2 separate regions of the Mus musculus genome follow, and region 2 is linked to region 1. A link is a loop called in an ENCODE intact Hi-C map of the cell type or tissue named here. Cell type or tissue: heart. All regions are shown on one strand. Each heading gives the region's core, and the rest is flanking DNA. Links, peaks and the distances in the headings are about the cores only.

The links. Peaks named below come from ENCODE experiments on the same cell type or tissue, not always from the same donor. Only the 100,000 strongest peaks of a DNase experiment are listed, where the experiment ranks them.
Region 2: it touches region 1 in a loop (2.8-fold over the local background); 1 of 42 quality-filtered maps calls a loop at or near these places.

The regions. Positions count from the first base shown.
Region 1 is chr9:96,110,887-96,122,372 of GRCm38, reverse strand. It overlaps Gk5 (glycerol kinase 5 (putative)), which reads right to left and starts at 2,944. Exons shown (of 16, transcript NM_001368879.1): 1 at 2,761-2,944. The coding sequence starts at 2,922. In heart, for the core only: no CTCF peak of the experiment used is centred there; a DNase peak (open chromatin) is centred at 3,052; H3K4me3 peaks cover 1,818 bases; H3K27ac peaks cover 1,370 bases.
Region 2 is chr9:96,472,725-96,484,526 of GRCm38, reverse strand. Rnf7 (ring finger protein 7) reads left to right here and starts at 5,852. Exons shown (of 3, transcript NM_011279.3): 1 at 5,852-6,119; 2 at 10,522-10,569. The coding sequence starts at 5,945. In heart, for the core only: no CTCF peak of the experiment used is centred there; a DNase peak (open chromatin) is centred at 5,816; H3K4me3 peaks cover 1,712 bases; H3K27ac peaks cover 1,938 bases.

The DNA.
Region 1 (11,486 bases), core at 1-8,000:
TGCAGAATCATGTGTGTGTGTGTGTGTGTGAGAGTGTGTGTGTGTGTGTGTGTGTGTGTGTGTGTGTGTTTGTGATAGAACCAGCATCACCACAAAAAATGGGAAAAAAAATAACTGGAGTCTTGAGCAGCTTCCTACAAACCGAATGCAAAGTTTCACGTTTGGATTTAAATTTTAACTTAAAGATAATGGAAGCCCGTCCTGCTCACATACCCAAAGGACGGTCTCTTTTTCCCTTTTTATTTCCTTTCCATGTGCCTTGTTTGGCTATATGAATCAAATCCTCCTACACTAAGATTTTAGGTTTTTATGAACAATCTTTCCATTATACAAGAAGGGGTGTAACTTCCACTGAGAAGGCTACATCCAGAACCCATGAAGTAAACTGAATTCCTAGCATTTTAATTATTTTGATTCTGAGACAGAGTCTCATTGTGCAGCCCTGGTTTGCCCTGGAATCTGCTATGAAGAACAGGCTAGCCTCAAACTCACAGAGATCTGACTGCCTCTGCCCTCCAAGCGCGAGGAGTAAAGATGTGCACCACTAGGCCGGCATTTACTCTCATCATTTACTCTCCACCCATGAAGTCCTAAAGTGCTAAACGACAGTGTAGACTAGCAAGACCTTATTCTTAATGAATTCAGCTCTCTGCAGCACAGCCTCAGAAGGCGCCTCCTTATCTTTTTGTTGGTTGGAAGTAACGCCCAGGGCACTGCACATGCCAGGCCAGTGTGCTTGGACTAACAATCTGATGCACGATTAAGTTTCTAGAAAGTTGGCCAAAGAAAGACCCCATGTTTTATCACTAGAGACAACAGACATAAAATTATTTTTTTAAATGGCCACATAAGCAAAGACTAGTGGTGTCTCAGCAGGGATGGGATGGGGTGGGCAGATACCTATTTCCAACCTAGCCTATGCTACAGAGAGAGTTCCAGACCAGCCTTGGATACAGAGAGAGATCTTAAGACCACAAATACACAAACACAAACAAAAACCACTATAACTTATTTTTGTATGTAGTTATCTGCCCAGAAGCACACCCTTAAGTTCTGACATCAGCTATCACGGTTTAAGACCATGCTTAGCATCCCAAAGACAGTGTTCTTCCCATCAGTTCCCAGGCATCGTCTCCACAGTTCTTTACATAGCCAGAGCTCCATCGGTAGACCAGGCAGGCTGGCCTTGAACTCAGAGACCCATCTGCCTCTATCTCCCAGGCCCTGGAATTAAAGGTATGTACCACCAAACCCCAATACTTTCTAAAAATCAAATTTCCTTAAATTGTGCAACAACTATGCAGCTGTATTGCCTACCAACTTCTTAAAAATTTATCAAATTTCATATTTACTTCAGGGTAGGGAGCACACTTGTGCCAGTTTAAAGTGCCGAGGACAGAGGGCAACCTATGCTCTCCTTTCTCCCTGTCCATCTCAGGGATCCAAGCTTAGGAGGGAGGACTGGGAAGTCCTCTTTACCTGCTGAGCCATCTCCTTCCTGAACCAAACTCTCATTCCTTAATTAAAAAAAAAAAATTTAAAATGCACCGTTTCAGCAAAAGTACTTTGTGACTAGAATTGTAAGAAAAACTAAGAAGTATCGTTGTGTTTGTGATAAAGACTTGCAATACGACAAGAGCTCAGTATGTGCCTTAGACCTGTCCTTAAAGGTTGGGACAGGGATGGACTGAGTGGGTGGGCAGTGTTCCGACACAGCTGGCCAGAGAGAGAGCGAGCAGCGCAGTTGCTGCAACTCACCTCCTAGCTCAGATCCCTGAAGGGAACGTCTAGTCTATTTCCTCAAAGTAAATTCTTAAGGCAGTCACTACTTAACTTTTACCCTAGTCGATGTAGGATAGCACAGGGAAAAAAGGGGGGAGCCCAGTGCTGTAAGGAAGAAGTTAAATGGCTCTCATATCCCTTCGCTAATATTTTAAACATTAGAAAATGCTAGTATTTAAAGGAGTAAATAAGAACACTACACTCAATCAACTGCATTGACCACTGTATAGAAATTAGCGCTTTATTAAAATGGGGGTTGGCTGTTAACTAGTATCATCTGAGGTTTAAGGCTTTGCTAACAAAGACCAACCAATGCTTTGGCAGGCTTCTCAAGCCAGAAGATACTTTTTAATGAATTCTCAAAGATGGAAAGAAATAAGGATAACAAAGCTTTCAAAATGTGCTCAGTGTCTCCAATATCCATGGAAGTTAAATGTTAATGTGAGGACCTAGCACTTTTACGAACGCAACCAGTAAGGTGGCTTGGCGGTAAAAGTACTTCTGCCAAGCCTGAAGACCTGAGTTCAATCCTAGGGACCGGGCCAACATGGTGGAAGGAGAAAACCGATGCCCAAGAAAGTTGTCCTCTGACTCCTAAATGTGTGCCATATAGCACGCGAGCACACACAGATACACAAATAATAAATGCAACGAATTGTTTAAATAACACAACCGAAAAAAAAAAACCCACAGTTTTATATTCCATCAAAATCTGAAGAGCTAAAAGGCATAAAAGGTCGACGAGGAAGTGCAGAAAAACCACGCAAATCACTAACCACCTTCTGTCCACATATACACAATCTGCCCGCGCTGCCCCGAGAGTCACCTCGGTTCCACCCAGGTAAAGCTAGAGCGCTGAGTCCCGCGGGACAGGAAGCGAGAGACAGACACCGGGCCACGCCGGCCCGAGCCCCCCAGAGGTGCAGGAAGAGCTAGGGTGCAGTCAGATCCCGAGACCCTCCCGCCGCGCCTAGTCACCTTCTGCGCGCTGGAGCCTCGCACTCGCGCCGTCTGGTCATAGACGTGGCAGCGGATCACCGTGCTGCCCACGTCCAGCCCCAGCACGAAGCGGGAGGGCGGCGAGGCCGACGCGCTCAGTTCCTCTCGCTGCCGCTCTGCACGCTCCTGCTGCCCTGACATCGCGACCCCGAACACTGCAGTCGCCACGGGCCGGCCAGCGCGGAGCTATAAACGCCAGACCCCGGGCGGAGAGCTCGCGGCCCCGCCCCTCCTACACCGCGCCCTGTCCCGCCCCTCGACGAGTTAGGCTCCGCCCCTTCACAAGACCCCGCCCCGCCTCGTTCAGCCCCTTCGGGAAGCCTTGCTACCCCACGCTCCGCCCCTAGCACCGTGACGTCAGGGCAGCGCGCCGAGCAGCTCGTGGGAATTTGGCAAAGATGGCGTTTACCGCAGCGCTGTACTGGATGTCACCGTTCAGCGACCGTTACTTTGAAACTTTTTAGTTCCCTTCTAGCCCAGATTACTTTTTTACGAATATCTGTTAGGAAAAATCAAGTGAGATGAAAAAATTTTAAACTTTTTTTCATGTTCACTTAGTTTTTTGCCTGTATTTATGTGTGTGAGCCACATGTGCCTGATGCATGTAGAAGTCAGAAGAGGACCTCCGACGATTGCAAGCTTCCATGTAGGCAATGATAACCAAACCCCGGTCTTCAGCAAGAGCAACTAGTGCTCTTAACCAGTGAGCCATCTTTCCAGTCCGTGGGAAGACATTCAAAAGTATAGGAGGTTCCTCATGAAGTCTTCCCAGAAAAGCTTGCATGTATTACACAACGATGAATAGATGTCCAAGTTTTGTATGGCACTAAAGGGCCTTTGCCGCGACACAAAGTTTAAATTTCGTGAGAATGTTTTGTGGGTAGCTTATCAGCTTAAAGGAATATTTTCTTGTTTATATTACTCTGTTAGCCTACTTGCTTCCCAGAGATTTGCCAAGTTGGATTTGGGTTGTCACTTGAAGCTTGACTGTGAACACCATATTTATTTTTGTTTGTTTGTGGCTTCTCTTAATAGTCTGTCTCTACACAGCAATGCCTATTTGCACCATCTGGCACAGGTCTGCCCTATATCGTTGGTGACCAATTGGTCATGCATGAATGTGTGTGTGTGTGAGAGAGAGAGAAAGAGAGAGAGAGAGAGACTTTCCAGCGTTGTATGCATGACTAATAGTCCTATGCTGTCCGATTCTCTTGAGAAACTGAAACTGTACAAATACCAGAGGGAAGGCAGAGCCAGAACCTGAGAGCCACAACTGAAGTTTGACCTTGTTCCTCAAGGCAATCTCTTACTAGGACCAAAGGCTCCCTAGGATTCTATATGCTCTTGTCGTGAATAGGCACCAAACTCTGGTCCTCATGTTTGACTGGCAAGCACATTACCTACGGAGCTATCTCTCCCAGTTCCTGAGGGAAAGAAACTTTAAAGAATTGGTTGTAGGTCCAGGCAAGCTTAGAAACTTGTAGGGCCTGCTGGCAGCCTGGAAAAGAAGGCACACTTCCATGCTTACAGTTTTGATTTCCTCCTTCCCGAAGCTTGCCTTTGCCCTTTTCCAAAGCTTGCCTGGTGTTCAACTAATCGGGGGAAGCTCAGTCATGTGTGTGTGTGTGTGTGTGTGTGTGTGTGTGTGTGTGTGATATCTTTACTGGGGATACAGATTTAAATGTCAATCACATCTAAACTACACCTCCCACAGCAATGTACAAGTAACCTAGTCAAGCTTATTCATACAGTTAGCCATTAGTTTCCCTGCTTACAACTAAGAAAAGTTCAGTGTAGGCAGTGTTAACAGTTGGTGTACTTCTCACAGAGGTATTTCTTGGGGGTTTTATACTCTGCGACTTTGTGATCATTTTCGTAAGGTCAAACATCAGCAGTTTCTAAAGTGTGAAAGAGCAGATCTTAAAAAATACTTAGTCTAGAGTTTTTAAAAAGTTTCTCATTTTTGTTTTATTTCTCTTGAGACAGAGTCTGAGTGTACCAGAGGCTGGCCTAGAACTCAAGCCACTCCTCCTGACTTCGCCTCACATTGGAATTATAGCAATGCGCCAACAGGTCAAGCACAGTTTTCCAATTTCAAACAAATTTGAAACCTTGACAAATGCTGTCACCTGAAGAAAACTTGTTTTTTTGCTTGTTTGTTTGTTTTTTAGAATATCATTTATTCTTTGTTAACCTCATAAATACATACAATGTATCTTTTAAAACATTCTTAAGTGTATGAATGTTTTGCCTGTATGTATATATGTACATCACATGTGTGCCTGGTGCTCTGGGAGGTCAGACGAGGGCATCAAAGCCTCTGGGACTGGAGTTATAGATGGTTGTCAACTGCCATGGGAGTGCTGGGAATAGAACCCAGGACCTCTGCACAGGCAATAAGGACTCTTAGCCTCTGAGCCAACTCTCCACCTCCAACAATTTATCTTGGTCGTATTCACCCTCAATCTTCCCTTCCTACTTCCCCTGGACACCTTGAAACATGTCCCCACTGCCCTCCCCAACCCAGTGGGTCCAATCCAATTAGTGCTGCCGCTGGACTATTAACTTGATGTTGTGCAAGTCAATCGCCAGCCGCAGTGAGGTCATAGGGGCAAAAGCCATGCCAGGTCCAAGAGGCAGCATTTCACAGCACGCCTACCTGTTCTCCCAATCCTCACACTCCTGCATTGTTTCTGCTGCTCTTTTTCATGGAGTACCTGAGCCTGGGGAGAAAGGGCTGAGCACAACAGTCACTTTTCAGTTTAAAAAAAAAAACAAAAAAACAGCCGGGCGTGGTGGAGCACGCCTTTAATCCCAGGACTGGGGAGGAAGAGGCAGGCAGATTTCTGAATTCAAGGCCAGCCTGGTCTACAGAGTGAGTTCCAGGACAGCCAGAGCTATACAGAGAAACCCTGTCTCCAAAAACAAAACAAACAACAACAAAAAACAACACACAAAAAAAAACAAAAAAACTAGTTTATGATCCTGCTTTGACTGCTGCCCACTACATAAAGAAGCTTGCCTGGCCAAAACTGAAAGCAACATTAGTCTCTGTGTATAAATATAAACACTTGGAGGGCAGTCTGAGAACATGAGCATTTAGCAAAACAACAGTCATAGGTTCCCCTCTAGGCTGTATGATTTCCACAGCCATGAGCTTTTTGGCCCAGATTTATAATGTCACACATGAATGCCTTCCTGTGATGCAGGCCACAAATCCAATCAGCAGGTGGCTACCTCCATAACCTTCATGCCACACTTTTACCATTTGGTCTTGCCTAGCATCTTGGTGCTGTAGCATTCAGAGTTCACTGTGAGGTTATACCATTGATGATTTTTTTTCTCCTCCAGCAGTCTGAAAAGCTCCTTCCTCCCATCACTATGAGAGCTAACTGGCAGGGAGGAAGTTCTCAGATCAGTCTAGCTTGAAACCTACACTACAGTATACATTTTTTTTTCATCAAGAGTCTTTCCATCTAGTTATAGTGGGTAACCAAGAGCAACAGAAAGAGCCTGTAGATTCTTATAGGAGAACAGTTTGTTTTGGTTGGTTTGGTTTGGTTTTCTGAGTCGGGGTGTCGTGGTTTGAATAAGTATGGCCCTCATTTCTGAGCATTATTAATTAATCCCAGCACTGTGCAGACAGAGGCAGTCTAATCTCTTGACTTTGAGGCCATTCTGGTCTACAAAGCAAGTCCAGGTCAGCCAGGGATCTGTCACCTTGTCTAAAAAATATAAAAAACAAACATAAAAACCCCATAGGCTCAGAAGGCTTAGTAATTGGGGTGGCACTACTTGAGAAGGGTTAGGGGGCTTGGCCTTGTTGGAGGAAGTGTGTCACTGGGAGTGGGCTGTGGAGTTTCAAAAGCTCATGCCAGGCCAAGCGTTTCTTCCTGTTCCCTATGGATCCTGATATAGAACTCTCAGCGACTTCTCCGGCACCATGTCTGCCTGCATGCCAACCATACTGACAATGGACTAAACCTCTGAAACTGTAAGCCAGTCCCCATTAAATGTATCATTTTATGAGTTTATCCTTGGTCATGGTGTCTCTTCATAGCAATAGACACTAAGAAACAGGGTTAGAGGGTCTCATGTAACTCAGGCTAGCCTTGAAGTGACCACCTTGCCAGGGATCACTTTGCACTCTTGTTTTTGTTTTGTTTTGTTTTGTTTTGTTTTGTTGTTTTTTCGAGACAGGGTTTCTCTGTATAGCCCTGGGTGTCCTGGAACTCACTCTGTAGACCAGGCTGGCCTCGAACTCAGAAATCCGTCTATCTCTGCCTCCCAAGTGCTGGGATTAAAGGCATGCACCACCACACCCGGCCACTTTGCACTCTTGTTCCTCCTACTTGTACCTCCCAAGTGCTGGTGTTATTGGCAGGCACCTCTGTGCACAGCTACAATTAACATTTTGCCCCCCCCCCCAAGTTCAGATATTGATTGTCAGGGAACTTAAACATAGAGGACTCATTTTAAAAGCAACCACTACCTTCAGAGGGCAGACTGCTGCCTGAAGAGGCGTGGAGACATGAAAGATCCTGTGTGTCTCCCAGGTGCATCATTCTCAGCCAGCACTTCTCACCCTGCTATGCCCATAGTGGAAAATCCCTGCAGCACATGGGGCTCAGTGACTTCCAAATAACCTCTGCCGTGACCTTGCATCTGGCCCAGCTGCCCCTTCTCAGATCCCAGGCTTGGCTGTTCTCCCAGGCTCTTTCCCCACCAGTATCACTCCTTACACTTTATCCTCTTACCACAGGCCCAGAGTTAGAACTCATGTACCTGCCTCCCACACTCCAAAGGAACTTGGGACACACATCCCAGAGCTAAGTCAGAAGGTCACCATTCCTTCATATTCCACAGAGAAATGGGCGATGCTTCAGATCTGAGCCAAGAGGTCTTGATGGTCTTCTTCCTTCAAGGGATCTGTTATTGTCTCTTCTTTATTGACCCCTGCTTTCCCAGGACAGAGGGATTTCTTGGAACATGGTCTAAAACAAGCTGGGCCAGTTGATGCCCAACTCCTCCCAGAGTTCCAAGGCTCTCATGCATTCCCGTCTTCCAAGTCTGCTCCTGCACATGTGCTGGGGTTTTAGCTTTCTCGGTACACTTGTCTAAAGAAGATGCATGTCCTTCTAGTGATCTCTGTTGAATGTTTTAGCTACACATTGTTTAGGGATAATTACTGCTTCTAAGCAATGACCTCCTTGAGGGAAGGACCTGGGTCTCAGTCTATTTGTTTGTTTCTTTGTGTATTGGCCTCTGAGGCACAGAGAATATTCAGTGACGAAATGAAACATCAAATTAGTGTGTTCATGTCCATCTCATACCGCACCTTCTGCTTGGCTTGGCCACAAGACACACAGGATGCTGAGCCTTCCCTGTCTTCATCTTAATGGGGTTATACAACCACAGGCACACTCTTAGCCAACTTGCAGGAGAAGCCTGACGCAGGTGCAGACTAAGTGCATGAGTGTCAAACCACTGGCTTGAAGCTCAGGCAATAGGTCCCTAGTCTTCTTCTGAGGCCTAGTTAAGAGCCCAGTAAGTTCTCCAGAACTTGTTTTACAGCATTTAAAAATTGAAGTCCTTGGGTAAGCTGTTTTCTAGAAAGTAGATTTTTCAAATTGTACAAGCTTAGGGTTCCACAAAATCTTCAACCTTTTTCCTTATTTAGCGCTTTGAAATCCCTTCTCTGAAGCCTGAACTCCCTCTCTGCATGCCCAAGTGGTAGTCAACAGTCCTCCCGGAGTTGCAGAACCCATCGGAAGCTCCTCTGATGCCCACTGAGGCCGAGGCTGTTCTCTCAGACAGAAGCCATCCCAATCACTGCAGTGGGGCCTGTGTTTAAGTCTTTCAGAACCTAACAGTGGGTCACTGCCTTGCTGCAACAAGGAATGCTCAGGCCATAAGTGATGGAAACAGGATGGAGCTGAGTCCTGCTGCCTTCTGGATAGGGTGACTCTGTAGGCCCCTTCCCAGACCTCACACCTGTTCACTGAAGTCTAGCCCATTTTTTCCTGAGAGCAGTGGAGTCAGAAGAAATTAGAACAAAGAACTTCAAACCTGCAGCCTGGGTCCTTCACCCTGTCTGGAAACAAAAGGATCAAAATTCAAAGGGGAATTGGAAATTTTAAGATGAAGTAACAAGCTGGGACCTCCCCTCCCCGCCCTGCCCTTAGGAAAGAGAGCATATAGGCCAAGGCCTTGGAGACCTTAGGATGCCCTTGGCTAGTGGGATAGCAGGTCAGCTTGCTTGCTTTCCTCCTCTTCCTCCTACTCTATTTTCTGTTGTTGATTTTCCCTTTCCTCTCAGTTCTGTGACAGTGACTTACTGTGTATCCCAGCCTAGGCTCAGACTCATGATCCACTTGCCTCAGCCCTTTCAGTAGGGATTACAGGTGTTCACCTTGAGCTAGAGACAACTGCTTCATTGATTTGTCACCACCTGATGGCTTTAACCTTCATCCAGCCTGGCTGCTCCTTCTCCGCTTCTGGGCTTGGCTGCTCTCCTGGCTCTTGCTTCACCATGGTCACCTTTTATACTCTATCCTCTTTCGGAATACCCACAGTTACAACTCAGTGTACCAAACACCCACAATGCTCCAGGAATTTGGACCGAGTCCCTGACACTGGGTCAGACAGAAGCCATCCCAATCACTGCAGTGGGGCCTGTGTTTAAGTCTTTCAGAACCTAACAGTGGGTCACTGCCTTGCTGCAACAAGGAATGCTCAGGCCATAAGTGATGGAAACAGGATTTCTCTCTCTTCAGTAATTCTCTGGGAACCCTAAAACCTCCTCTATTTCCAGAGGTAAGAAGTCCAGCTTGACCTGTCACCCAGATAAGAGTAAGTGGAAGCCAACATTGGGAATGGTTTTCAGTCTTGAGAGAAACTTGAATAGCTACAAGTTTTTAGTCTATCAGGAACCTCCACAACCCTGGAGACATTGTCGTCTTTCCTGGATTGATCTTTGGGGAGACTTCAACAGTGAACCCTCTAATCTAAGGGAAACTAAAGTCACAGCAGCACACCTATCCATCTCAAGGCTCCTGAGACGCATCCAGTGTCAAAAACAGGAGCAGCTCGGCTCTTAAACCCTTCCCTCCTGAAGTGTATTAAATGACAGGCAATCTCTTCATCCGCTGACTTACCTGTATCAAGTTGTGGGAGAGAAGCCACATAATACACAGCTCTATGAACCAGCTTCTTAAGCTTACGAACACTCGGGGGTCTTCGCTTGAGAGAAGCCCTTTCCTCTTCTCTGCTCAGCCACAAAGTTGAGAGCCCTTCCTTGGACTGAAACACTTGGAACCCCTGGGGAAAATCAGATGAAAAGAGAGAGAAATGAAGCGAATGATGTAAAGTAACGAGGGTGCTGCAGAGAGGGTCAGCAGAGAAGAGCACTGGCTGCTCTGGCAGTTCCTGGGCTGGGTTCCCAGCAGCCACGCGATGGCTCACAACTGTCCATATCTTCAGTTCCTAGGGGTCCAGTGCCCTCACCAGACCTCTGCTGGGACTGGGCCTCAGGCACACACATGGTACACAGACAAGACACTTATACACACAAAAGTAAAAGAAACATTTTAAAATAATTTTTAAAAACCCTAACAATAAAAATAGTGGTATTTGACGTCTAGACCACTAGGCCAGATAAGACGCTTATGCTGGAGTTGAAGCAGAAGTCAGTTGAGCGGAGCCCTCGGGTCTGAGATGGAGCTTCAGTGACATTGGTGACCACCGTGGTGGAATGTGATCTCTGTGAGACCTGGCTCTGAGTACCTTTCCTTGTCATTTCAGCAGGCACACTTGTGATTTCTTTCCCTCTCACTGGGCCTCCCCTGCACAGTGCTTTACAGTGAGCACAAAAGATGATTCCTTCCTCATATTTAACTTAGCCCTGGTCTCAATCGTTGTGGATCAAGCCCATCTGGAAATGCTGCAGTTTCCAGATGACTTTCAAGCTATTGTAAACATGATATTGACGATGATGATGACAGTTTATTATGGCTTTTCAAGACAGGGGTTCTCTGTGTAGCCCTGGCTATCTTTGAGCTTACTCTGGAGACCAGGCTGGCCTCGAACTCACAGAGATAGATCCACCTGACTCTGACTCCTGAGTGCTGAGATTAAATGTGTGTGTTGCCAACTGCCAGGCAAGATGATTGTTATTTTGACCGTTCAGCTTTGGTTGATTGTTCTTGTTTTTGATTCAGGGGCTCACTCTGTGTAGTGGCTATTCCTGGTTGTCAACTTGACAATATTTGGAATGAACTACAATCCGGAATTGGAAGGCTCACCAGTGACCCTTATCTGGAGGCTTGGAGATCCTTATCTGGATCTTGGTTTGAAGATCTTGAGCCATAGTGGCTATGGATTCCAGAAGATTGAATCTCCGAGTTAAGGAACACACCTTTAATCTGGGCTATGCCTTTCATCTGGGATTAAAGGTGTGGTGGAACACACCTTTAATCTGGGCTACACCTTTTGCTGGAGACAATATAAGGACATTGGAAGAAGGGAGTCTAGCTCTTGCTCTTGCTCCTTTGCCTGCTTGCTGCGTGAGACTGAGTAACTGCTAGATCCTTGGACTTCCATTCACAGCTGCGACTGAACAATTGTTGGGAATTCGGCTGCCGACTGTAAGTCATCAATAAATTCCTTTACTATTTAGAGACTATCCATAAGTTCTGTGACTCTAG
Region 2 (11,802 bases), core at 1,781-9,780, 360 kb before region 1:
CCTTCTTCTTTTCGTGGATCTCCTCCAACTTGAAGGCCCCAGGAAACCTAAACCCCACCTTTGTCTCTTCTGCCCAGCAATTGGCTGTTGGCATGTTTATTCATCAATCAGAAATAATTTGGTAGCAGGGTAATTTGGAAACTACGTGTAGATTCTAGGTCTTGGGGGCCATATGTAACATTATAGGACATCTCAGTAAAGTGAGAAAGGGGGGAGGGAGCGGGAGAAAGAGAATCTTCTTGGATTTCTCTTGTGCATGAGAAACAATGTGAAGAAAGTTATTTTAAACAGACATAACCTTTATTTTAAACAGACATTAAAACAAGACTATAAATATGACCAATAGGATTGTTTAGTGACTGTGACCACATCTGCCATTGTTATTCTTAATTGTCACCTTGGGATGTTTCTATGTGAGTGTTCCCAAAGGAGCTTACCTGAGGCAGGAAGACCCGCCCAAAATGAGCAACACCATCCAATAGGCTGGGGTCCCAGGCTGAGTAAAGAGGAGAAAGTGAGCTGGGCACAGCACTCATCTTTCTACTCCCATCTGGGGTCCCCTTTGACCTGCTGGCCTCATGCTCTGGTCGCTGTGTACCCCCACCTTTCCTTCCTTGACCTTGAGTTGCCTCTGTGAGTCATTTTGTCAGAATTACAATACAAGTAGCTGGTACAACTTCCTAAAAGACACCACCCTAGGAATTAGGACATTTTCCAAATGAGGAAACTTAGACCAGCTCTACTGCCCCACAAAATGCCACATAGTTCATTAGTGTGTGGCTGAAGGTTTATGAATGGCAACGAGGATTAAAAGAGTTTTCTGTGTCTTCACAGCATGCTACAGCTGAGAAGATTAAGTACTCAGCCATTAGAGCAACCAGAATTTTCTATGAAAACCTGCTGATTTTCAGCTGTGCGCCATTTAATTAAGCGTATTGCATCTCAATTTGCCCTTTTGTAAAACACAAATAAAAAACAACTGGGCCCGGTGTCTGTTAGATCTCTGAGACAGAGGAAAGAAACAGAGGCAGAAAGAGATCAGAGTCTGACCTTCAACAAACAAGACCGTATATATTAGCAAATACAGTGAGGGGCAGCCTCTCTCCTAGGAAAAGTGAGACTGTGACCCTGTATAAGGACGGGGTATGAAGCTTGGGGATGGTTGCAGTCAGGGAGTGCTCCATGCAGGTCTGCAGCCTCTTTTAAAATTGCTGGCTTCAAGCAAGACAGATTATCTTGGGAAACAAGCTGTCTCTGCAAACATTGCTTTCTGGGCAGACTGATAATGGCTGGACAGATCGTCCATAATCTCACAGGAGTCCTATCTTTAAAGGCTAGCCACTCTATCAGGGGCATATCTACTAAAGGGGTTGAGGCAGAGTGATCACAAGTTCAAGGTCAACCTGGGCTACTTGGTGAGATTCTGATTCAAAAAGTACAAAGAGAGGCTGGACTAAGGCTCAGCATAGACCTCTTGCCTGGAATGCATCAAGGCCCGGAGTCCAATCCCTAGAGAAAAAATAAAGGAAATATGATCTGGCATCATCACATCTGGATATACAGCTCAAAGAATTGAGAGCTGGCGTGAGGGAATGTTGATAGACCATCTTCATGGAGCAACATAGACGATTGATGAAAGCAGTTCAAACGGCTAGTAGATGGATAAGTTTGGGAGTGGGATTTCGGTTTTTTAAATCATTTTTTGCCAATTTAATTTATATTAATCATATATAACAAGATATATAACATATCTTGGCCATATACGTCCTCCAATTCCCCTTGGGTAACCCCGGCATATACACCTTCCATCTTCTTCCTCCTCTTCCTCCTTTTCTTCCTCCTCCTCTTCTTCTTCACCCACTGATTCCAATCAGTGTCATACTTCTCTCCCGACCCCAAATTTCTCCCCTTCCCTCAATAGACTTCAGCTCTTTAGACTGTCCAGACTAGCTGTCTAGACTTCAACTAAAGGAGCCACATGCAGCCCGCCCCCACCCTCCATTGCCACTGGAATTAGTGACCTGCTTGATTGTGTGCAGGCAGTACACACAGCCACTGCTGTTATGACGTCATGAGTGCAGTGGCAATGCCCTGTTGTCGGCTTTCACAGCACTCCTCTCCATTTTTCAGGTCTCTTATCATTTCCACACTGTCTCCCAGATGTCCCCTGAGCCTTGCGAGGTAAATCAAATGTTCTATAAACCCACAACAGTTTATTATTTGGCTTTTAAGAGGCTGATATGTGATACGGCATGAACAACCGTTGAAGTTATTATGTCAGTTTAACCCAACCAGTCACAAAGACAAATGCTGCCGCATGATCCCATCGTGTGAGCTACTGAGAGTCCTCACAGTGACAGAGTCCAATGAAGATTGCCAGGTGGTCAGCAGAAGAGACTTCTAGCTCCGTGAGATTAGCGTGTTAAGGAGACTGGCTGCGCGTAAGCCACCGTCACTCTTAACAAACTCTGAACTGCATCTCATTGGTAGATTGCATGGGTTCTGCCACATTAAAATTTTTAATGAATGAATGTATTGTACAACCAATTACACGAGAACTTCTGGAGTCCATTATCAGCATTTGCGTTTCTTTTTACATTATAGGTCTCCTATTATTTGAAATAATTTTTAATCATTTATGAGCTGTCTCTAGGAGGGAAAAAAGCTTCTAACTGTCCCGTTCACTCTGACGAATTTAAGGGCCAGTAGCAATGTGACGGCTGCTGTGTGACCTGGGGAGAAACGAGAAGAAGGCACACAAGAAGTGCTGTAGTTTCTCATCGGAACTGCACATGCCCTAGTAGTGATTGATCACTGAGGACAAAATGGTGAAATTTTTTCCCCCCAAATGGGGAAATCAGCTGTTCGGGACTGTCATTACCTTTCTCTCCAAAGGGCAGAGTATGTCAGAGTGGCCAGTCTGAACAGGGTCCTGGACAAGGGTGCCAGGTGACAGTTGCAGGTCAATGTGGTGGCAGGACTTCAGTGGAGGTAAGCCATCTTTTGGAGGATGGTGGCAGATGGAAGGGGAGCTAGAGGAAGATTGTGAAGCAGGCTACAGAGAGTGCTAATCACACTGTGACAGGGTGGGTAGGGAGACACGGTGACCCAGGCAGCAGGTGAGGCTCAGAGAAATAGAGTGGAAAGTTCAGCTGATGCTGGAAACTTTCAACGGAAGAATGAGTAGAGTATTACCTCTGAATGGGATGGAAGGCAGAGAGGGACAAAGGTAAATGTGGGTTGTGATGACATTGAAGGGAAACTTGTAGGAAGGGAAGCTGAATTTTGCAAGAAAGGCAATGACACCTCCAAATACCAAGTTGGGGCCACTGTGGGATACTGACAAAGACTGGTTGCCCTCCAAGCAAACATGACTGTCATGTGCAGCTTTGAGAAGAGGTGCAGGTACAGGAGGCTGTTTCAACAGAGTGGTGAAATAGCCGACTCCAACTGAGTCCAGAAGAGAGTCTGGGCTAGCCTGAGTCACAGGGAGAGAGCCGAGCTGGCTCAGAGGCTAAGAGCACTGGCTGTTCATCCAGAGGACCCTGGTTCAATGCCCAGCACCCACACGGCAGCTCATTATAGTCTGTAATTCCCGTTCTAGGGCTTCTGATACCCTCATGAAGACACACACATCTGCAGGCAAAACACCAAAGGACCATCCTGAGTTCATTCCTGCCTTTGCTTTGAGGGATAGTGATCTAGATGTATAAGCCAAACAGTTTTCTCCCTCAGGGGCTTTGGAACGCTGCCTTTATCATAGAAACAGAAAGAAAACTAACGCCCTCCCTCCTCTTCTTAAACCTCCTCTTCCTTTATTCACCAGGTGTACAAACTCCAAGCCCAGGCTGCCTTTTGTCTCTTCTGTGAATTCTAACTTCTACAAATTAAAGCCTGCCATTTTTCTGACTAACCTCGGCTGTGTAGTTCACAGGCTGCCGCCAAGGACTGAATTTAAGAAGCCCCGGAGAGCTTTTCCTCTTCAGCCACAGGGAAGATTATTTTCATAAAGATGAATGGCAGGAAGGAATGAGGAGTGGAGAAATAAACAGTGGAAACTCAATCGCGATGGGAATAAGGTCTTTCCTGAAGGGCTCAAACGTGTTTGTGTTAAAGGGAAGTCTCTAAAACAAAACCAAGCATCTCTCTCCCAGTGTTCTCAACAAAGGAATAAAGACTCTCCCGCAGAGGAAGTGACCACAGAAACGCCATCTTGTGCCATCTTGTCCCGACTCCCTGTGCATTGGCTTAGGCACTTCTCAGTCCTCTCCTCACCCACCTCCATGCCCACATCTACCCTCCCAGCACATTTGGGACTTCTGTGGCCTGGACCATGGTCCCGATGTATAAACCAAAATAATTAATGTAAACTAAAATAACTGAAGAAGGCACAAGTCAAAAGTAACTTTCATGTTACGTCTGGAAAAAAAAATCACCATGTTCTGTCAGAAATGAACGTTTCAAGATTGTTCTGTCATCTGACTTTCATGTGAGTTGTGGTCTTTGTGGGGTTTGCCTTTAGAAACACCGTATCCCTGAGCTGCGACACCAAGAGACTCTGAGGCATGCGCCGGAATTTGGTCCTGCACGAATAAAGGACTCGTACTTTTTTGTTTGTTTTTGTTTTTCGAGACAAGGCTTCTCTGTGTAGCCTTGGTTGCCCGAAACTTGATTTGTAGACCAGGCTGGCCTTATAACTCACAAGGATCCACCTGCTGCTGTCTCCCAAGTGCTCAGAGTAAGGTGTGCACGGCCACTGCCCCATATACTTCTAATTGGCTTAACCGGTAAGGATGGACACCACCACCCCCGTTGGTAAGAGTAGCCTGAAGGATGGCGGTGGACGTGAGCTGAGCACGAGGCAGGAACATTTGTTTTGCTTTTTCATCCAAGCTTTCCTTCAATGCTGGCCAAGTGATCTGAGACAAAGCCTGGTGGGAGGGACCTAACCACAGTCCCAGGGGCCCACTGCCTGGCCCTTCCCTGGCTGGCTCACTCTGCTTTCTCCCCAGCACACATTTGCTTAAGCATTGCGTTCTTGCCCTTCTGCTTACCTATTCTCTGTCACCTGAGAACAATAACAAACAAACAAACAAACAAACAAATGTAGTGTCTGGAGGGATGACTCAGTGGTTAAAACCATGGTCTGTTCTTCCAAACGACCGGGGTTCAATCCTCAGCACCTCCATGGCAGATCACAACTGTCTGTAACTCCAGGTCCTTTCCAAGGAATCTGACACCTCACAGCAATGCACATAAAATAAAGTTTAAAAAAACATATATTTTGTTTGTTTGCTTGCTTGCTTGCTTGCTTGCTTGTTGCGAGACAGGGTTTCTCTGTATAGCCCTGGCTGTCCTGGAACGCACTTTGTAACCAGGCTGGCCTTGAACTCAGAAATCCGCCTGCCTCTGCCTCCCGAGTGCTGGGATTAAAGGTGTGAGCTACCACGCCCGGCTGCCGAAAAACCAAAAATAAATAAATAAATAAATAAATAAATAAATAAATAAATAAATAAATAAATGAATCTGAATTCAAGGCCAACCATTTTGTAAGATACGGAGGTTACAGTGATGAGAATTCTGTCCCTACTCTTGATAGTTTTACATTTGGGAGAAAGGAGACAAATGAAGACAGGGACGATGTGATTTCTGAGACTCCCCCGAGTTTAATACAATGTAACTCCAGACAATGCTCGCTTACTGACCCGGGCCTGCCCTACAGCAACTGGCCTTTGGCCACTTTAGCAAGCGCTGGGGTTCTCTGTACAGGCCTTGCCCAGCCCCTCGTGACGTCACTGGCGCGCGCCATCCAATCATCGCCGTCTGGCTCCGCCCGCCCGCCCGTGCCTGCGGGAGGCTCCGTGGCGTGTGTTGTGGCCCCGCTGAGCCACCGTACCTCCCGCCTCCGCGCCCAACGTCCGCGTCGCCGTTCTGCGCCGCCGCCATGGCCGACGTGGAGGACGGCGAGGAACCCTGCGTCCTTTCTTCGCACTCCGGGAGCGCAGGCTCCAAGTCGGGAGGCGACAAGATGTTCTCTCTCAAGAAGTGGAACGCGGTAGCCATGTGGAGCTGGGACGTTGAGTGCGATACCTGTGCCATCTGCAGGGTCCAGGTGATGGGTAAGCGATGCAGGCGAAGCCGGGACCGCGAGCTGGGCCGAGCCGGCGAGTGCTGGGCCGGGCCGGGCCGCCAGACACGGGATGGTTCCTATGGGGGCGGGGGGGAGGGGGCGTGACCGGGATACCCGAGGGGAACCTCCGGCCCTGCGGCCAGCAAATCTCCCAGCGGATCCCTCGCGTAGATCTGAGGGTTGGGATGTTCGTCTTTGAGATGCTCTCACGTTCCTCAGGATTAGAGCTTGCCCATTTAGCCGAGGTTGGCTTAGAACCCAGGAGGGCGCACCTCCCAAAAACTGGAAATTGCGAGCCTGCGCCACTATACGGATTCTGTCTCATAACCGAAATGAGGCTCAGTGACCGGAGAGATGTTTCCACAGTTAAGAGCACAAGCTTGTTCTTAACAGAGAACCCGGGTTCGATTTTCCACACCCACATGGCAACTCACCACCCTCTAACTCCTGTTCCAATAACTCCAGCACCCCATTATGGCCCTTGAGGGCATTAGGCACATTTGGTATGCAAACCCAGATGCAGGTAGCATAAACATAAAATTTTAGATTACTGTGAGGTTGCTTTACAGGGCGACTGGGGAGTAGTTGAAATAGATTTCTGCAGTTTGAAAATGTGCGCGTTTCTTGGCTTTGAGACTTTAAACGTAGCATCAAGAGATTCCACAGTCTATTCTTTGTCTTTGGACTTGCTTCATCAGGGCTCCCAAACTTTACTTTTTACATTTAATTGTAGACCCAGACACTAGTTTCTATGTAGAATCTGATTTGACTAAAACACTAAAATCCAGCTGTTCCACCCCTCATCCTTGCTTAGGAGCTGGGCAGTGATTTCCATTTTAGGGTTGAGTGTGGTTGCGAATGTCTGAAATGCCAGCACTCGGGAGGCTGAGGCATGGGGGCAGAGGCAGCACAAGCTTTGCTTAGAAATTTTATTCTGGCCAGGTGTGGTGATATCTTTAAACTTAGTACTCGAGAAGCAAAGATAAACAGATCTCTGTGCGCCTTAGGCCAGCCTGGTCTACACAACCAAGGCTAAGTAGTGGGACCCCATCTTAAAAACAAATAATGAATAAATCTTTTTTGTTTGTTTTGGTTTTTTCGAGACAGGGTTTCTCTGTGTAGCCCTGGCTGTCCTGGAACTCACTTTGTAGACCAGGCTGGCCTCCAACTCAGAAATCCACCTGCCTCTGCCTCCCGAGTGCTGAAATTAAAGGGGTCCACCACCACGCCCGCTTTTTTTTTTTAAATCATCATCATCATTATTTTATTACCCTGTTGTTAATGGTGCATTCTTTAATCCCAGCACTTGGGAGCCATAGGCAGGTGGGTCTCTTGAGTTCCATGACAACCTGATCTAACAGCAAATTCCAGGATAGCCAGTACTACACAAGAAACCCTGTCTTTAAAAACAACAAAATTTACTTAGAGTTGTGGTGGGGGCGGACACATAGAAGAACTCTGTGTGTGTGTGTGTGTGTGTGTGTGTGTGTGTGTGTGTGTGTGTGTGTGAGTGTGAGTGTGACATAGAAGAAGAGTATTGGGAGTTGCTTCTTTTCTCCTGCCATGTGGGTCCCAAGGCTTAAACTCATGCAAGCACTTTAATTTTTGAGCAGTCTATCTGGCCAGAGATTGGCTTTTTGTTTGTTTGTTTTTCGAGACAGGGTTTCTCTGTGTAGACCAGGCTGGCCTCGAACTCAGAAATCCACCTGCCTCTGCCTCCCAGGCACTGGGATTAAAGGCGTACACCACCACACCCGGCTGAGATTGGCTTTTAAATATATATAGTTAAGTTTGTTTGTTTGTTTATTCTGGGCGTGGTGGCACACACCTTTTAATCCCGCACTTGGGAGGCAGAAGATGGATCTCTGATTTCAAGGCCAACTTGGTCTACTTAATGATCTCTAAGACGGCCATCCAGGTTTATGTAGAGAGCCTGTCTCAACCTACCCCACCCCTAACATTGTTAAATTTTAGTTTAATGAATGCACATGTATGGAGGGTATGGACATATGTGTTTAAGAGCCCGTGGATCCCTCTGGAGCTGGGGTTATGGCAGTTGTGAGCTCCCTGGGCCGGGCACTGGGACTAAACTTGACATCCTGTTTGAGAGTTCTTACACTGAGCCATCTCTCAGGCCCTGACTTTTCATAATCTTAAAGTTATTTATTTGCCTTCTTTTTTTTTTTATAGTTTTTTTTTTTTTTTAAGATTTATTTATTTATTATATGTAAGTACATTGTAGCTGTCTTCAGACACTCCAGAAGAGGGCATCAGATCTTGTTACAGATGGTTGTGAGCCACCATGTGGTTGCTGGGATTTGAACTCCGGACCTTCGGAAGAGCAGTCGGGTGCTCTTACCCACTGAGCCATCTCACCAGCCCCTTATTTGCCTTCTTATTCCAAAGTTGGCCTGTCACCCAGTTGCAGTGTGGGTAATCTCTCCCTTGGGTTCCACCTATACCCTGTACAGCCAGAGTAGAGTGCCTGCTTGTGATAACTTAGAGATTTCACAATGGCTGTTTGGAGCTTTGGTTTCCTACTTATTAAAAAGGTGGCGGCCAGAGCTAGAGCAGCCGCAGGTGTCATCAGCACACCGGGTGGTTTGCTTGCCTCCCTTCTCCATTTCCTAGTGAGCTCCATGGGGGACAGCCTTGGCTGTTTTGTCATCCCAAGGCTTAAATCCTAGAAGAGTGGGTGTTTAGTAACTATGGATAAAGCCCAAGGAGGCAGTTTTATATCTATATAGAAGAGGCCAGGATGGCTGTGGGGTTTTTGTTTGAAGGTAATAGTGTGTGGAAAGAAACAAATGCCTGGGCTTGAGCCAGAGTAAGGAGAGGAAGCAGCCCCACAGTTGCTATTTTTACAGAATTCTTTTTTATTTTTTCCTTTTGGACAAATCACTCGTTAGCAACACAGTGGAGAGGTGCGGGGAGACTAGTTCTGGGGCTAGAGAGATGGCTCAGAGGTTAAGAGCACCGGCTGTTCTTCCAAAGGACCCAGGTTCAATTTCCTAACATCCACATGGCAGCTCACAGCTCTCTGTAATTCCAGTTCCAGGGGATCTGACACCCTCACACAGACACACATGCAGTCAGAACACCAATGTGCGTAAAGAACGTAAAGGGAAGGAGTTGTCCTGATCTCAGAGCAGGCCTACTGCCTCAGCCTCCTTAGCTCACTGATGGGGACCATGAATCACCACACTCATATTTTCTTCTCCAGCCTCTTTTTCTCTTTCTGGGTCTGGAGCGATGACTCTGTGTTAAGGGCATATACAGCTCTTGCAGAGGACCTGGAATCAAAACCTACCACCAATGTGAGCAACTCACAAACTGCCTAAGCTCTAGCTCCAGGGGTCCCGAGCACCTCTGACCTGCAAGGGCACCTGCATGCACATGTACAGAACCACATTGAGACCCATAACATAATTAAAAACAAAAGCCTTTTCTGTTGATTTGAGCTAATTTGGACTACTAATAGAGTTAAAGAATGAATTTATTTCATTGGCTCCTCAAGCATAGTACTGATTGAATTTTATAAACTGCTGAATTTAGAGATTTAGAACTTAGGTTCCCGTTCTTAGTATTTACTCCTAAGTAATTTGTTCAAGTACTTTGTCAGTGCTGAGTGACTGCATTGAGGACTAGGGGTTCGAGTCATCCTAGGCTATCTAGTTTGAGGCCAGCCTGTGCAACATGAAACCCAGTCTCAAAAACAAAGGAAAGGAATTTTGCTTATGAAAACAACTAGAAAAAGCCTTTAACTTTCAAGTAGAGTCACATAGCTTAAAAATGAAGGGAGTATATGTGGAAACGTCATTACTGAACAGGGCTGGGGCATGTGCCTGTGATTCCCAAACTTTGAAGAAGGTAGAGGCAGGATTTTAAGGTTGATCGTCCAAGTGTGGCAGTTCAGGTTAGTGGATAACTGGGCTATATGAGGCCCGATCTCAAAAACAAGATCTTTAGTAGTTCCTGTAGTATTCTTCTAGATCCTGTGTGTATATAATCAAATAATCAATATACCGTTATGGCTTACTTATAGTGGTATCTTGAAAGTAAATACCCCTGACTTTGATCCATGTGTGTGAGCAAGCTGTTGTCTTGCAATAACCTTTTTGGCATCTCTGTCTCGGGTGACTTCTTCTAGTGCAGTTGCCAAGCTATTTTGTCATAAGAACTTGTAACATCATCACTGCCCTTGTAAAACCGTGGTGAGTTGTGGAATGCCATTTATTTTATTTCTCTTTAAAGAGTTGTTTTTAGATGAGAAGTTAATATTATAAGACTTCTCTTCATCTCTGATCCTCGGGGCTTTTGTTTGGCTTTGAGGGTCTGGGTCTTCAGTGGCCTCCTGAACTAGAGACGAGATTGGCTTTGTTTACTTTCAGATGCCTGCCTTCGATGTCAAGCTGAAAACAAGCAAGAGGACTGTGTTGGTGCGTGGTCGTTCTTTCTCCTGCCTTTGCAACTCAAGGTTTTTCTTCTGTCTCTGTGGGAATGTTTGAATTTCCAATTAAAATTGGCTTTATTAAACTCGCTGTGGTAACCCAGGTCTGTAAATCCAGAAGTGGCAAGGTTGAGGCCAGCTTTTGCTGTGTATTGAGACCTGTTTTGGGGGAGGGGTGGGATGGGGTGGAGGCTTATCAGTACATAAAAAATAAACCAGAAATCAGAAAGCAGTGATTAATTATGAATATAAAATGTTAGGGGCTGGGGAGATGGCTCAGTAGGCAAAAGTTCTCGCCTCTCAAGCCTGTGAACTAAATTTGATCTCTGGAACCCATTTAAGATAGAGAGAGAGATGGCTCCCAAAGGCCTCTGACCTGCACATGAAGCTGTGGCATGCACCTCCCCTCCCTCCCGTCCTGTACACACAATTATAAAAATAGTTTTAAAGACAAAATCAGGATTAAAACTAAAAGGGAGTCTTCTAACAGAAGGCTCATGGTAAAACATCTTTTTAATAAATAATAAAATGTTTTATTTCTCAAAAGACCTTAATAAAATAGATTTGCAAATTCTTTTTTTATTATAATTAAGACTTGGTTATATATTTTATTTATGGTCATATTTTTTTATTTATTTTTTTATTTTTGGTTTTTCGAGACAGGGTTTCTCTGTATAGCCCTGCCTGGCCTTGAACTCAGAAATCTGCCTGCCTCTGCCTCCCAAGTGCTGGGATCAAAGACGTGCGCCACCACTGTCCAGCCATAATAAATGTTTTTGCTAAGCAAAAAGAAATACTATCTCCTATTAAGAAAACTGCCGAACCAGGACTGGTGCCACATACCTGTACCCCAGCAGAGGCAGAAGCATCACTGCCAGTTGAACACTAGCCTGGTCTGTCATAGCAAATTCAGCCAGTCAGCTGTGCAGTGAAACCCTGTCTCAAACACACAAGAAAAGGAGGAAGTAGGAGGATAGAGGGAGGGAAAGAAGAAACATTTCAAGACCTGATCATGGTGGCTTGCATCTGTAATCCCAGCTCCCTGCAAGCAAGACTCAGGCAGGGTGATTACCATGGCCTCTGTAGTGAGTTCTAGGGAGCCTGGGCTATATGTGTAGCAAGGCTCTGTCTCAGCAAAGAACTCTGCTCAGAGAGATGCCTCTCTCCAGCCACTCTGCAAATCTGATTGTGAAATGAAGTGCTACACCGCTTGCTGGCATGG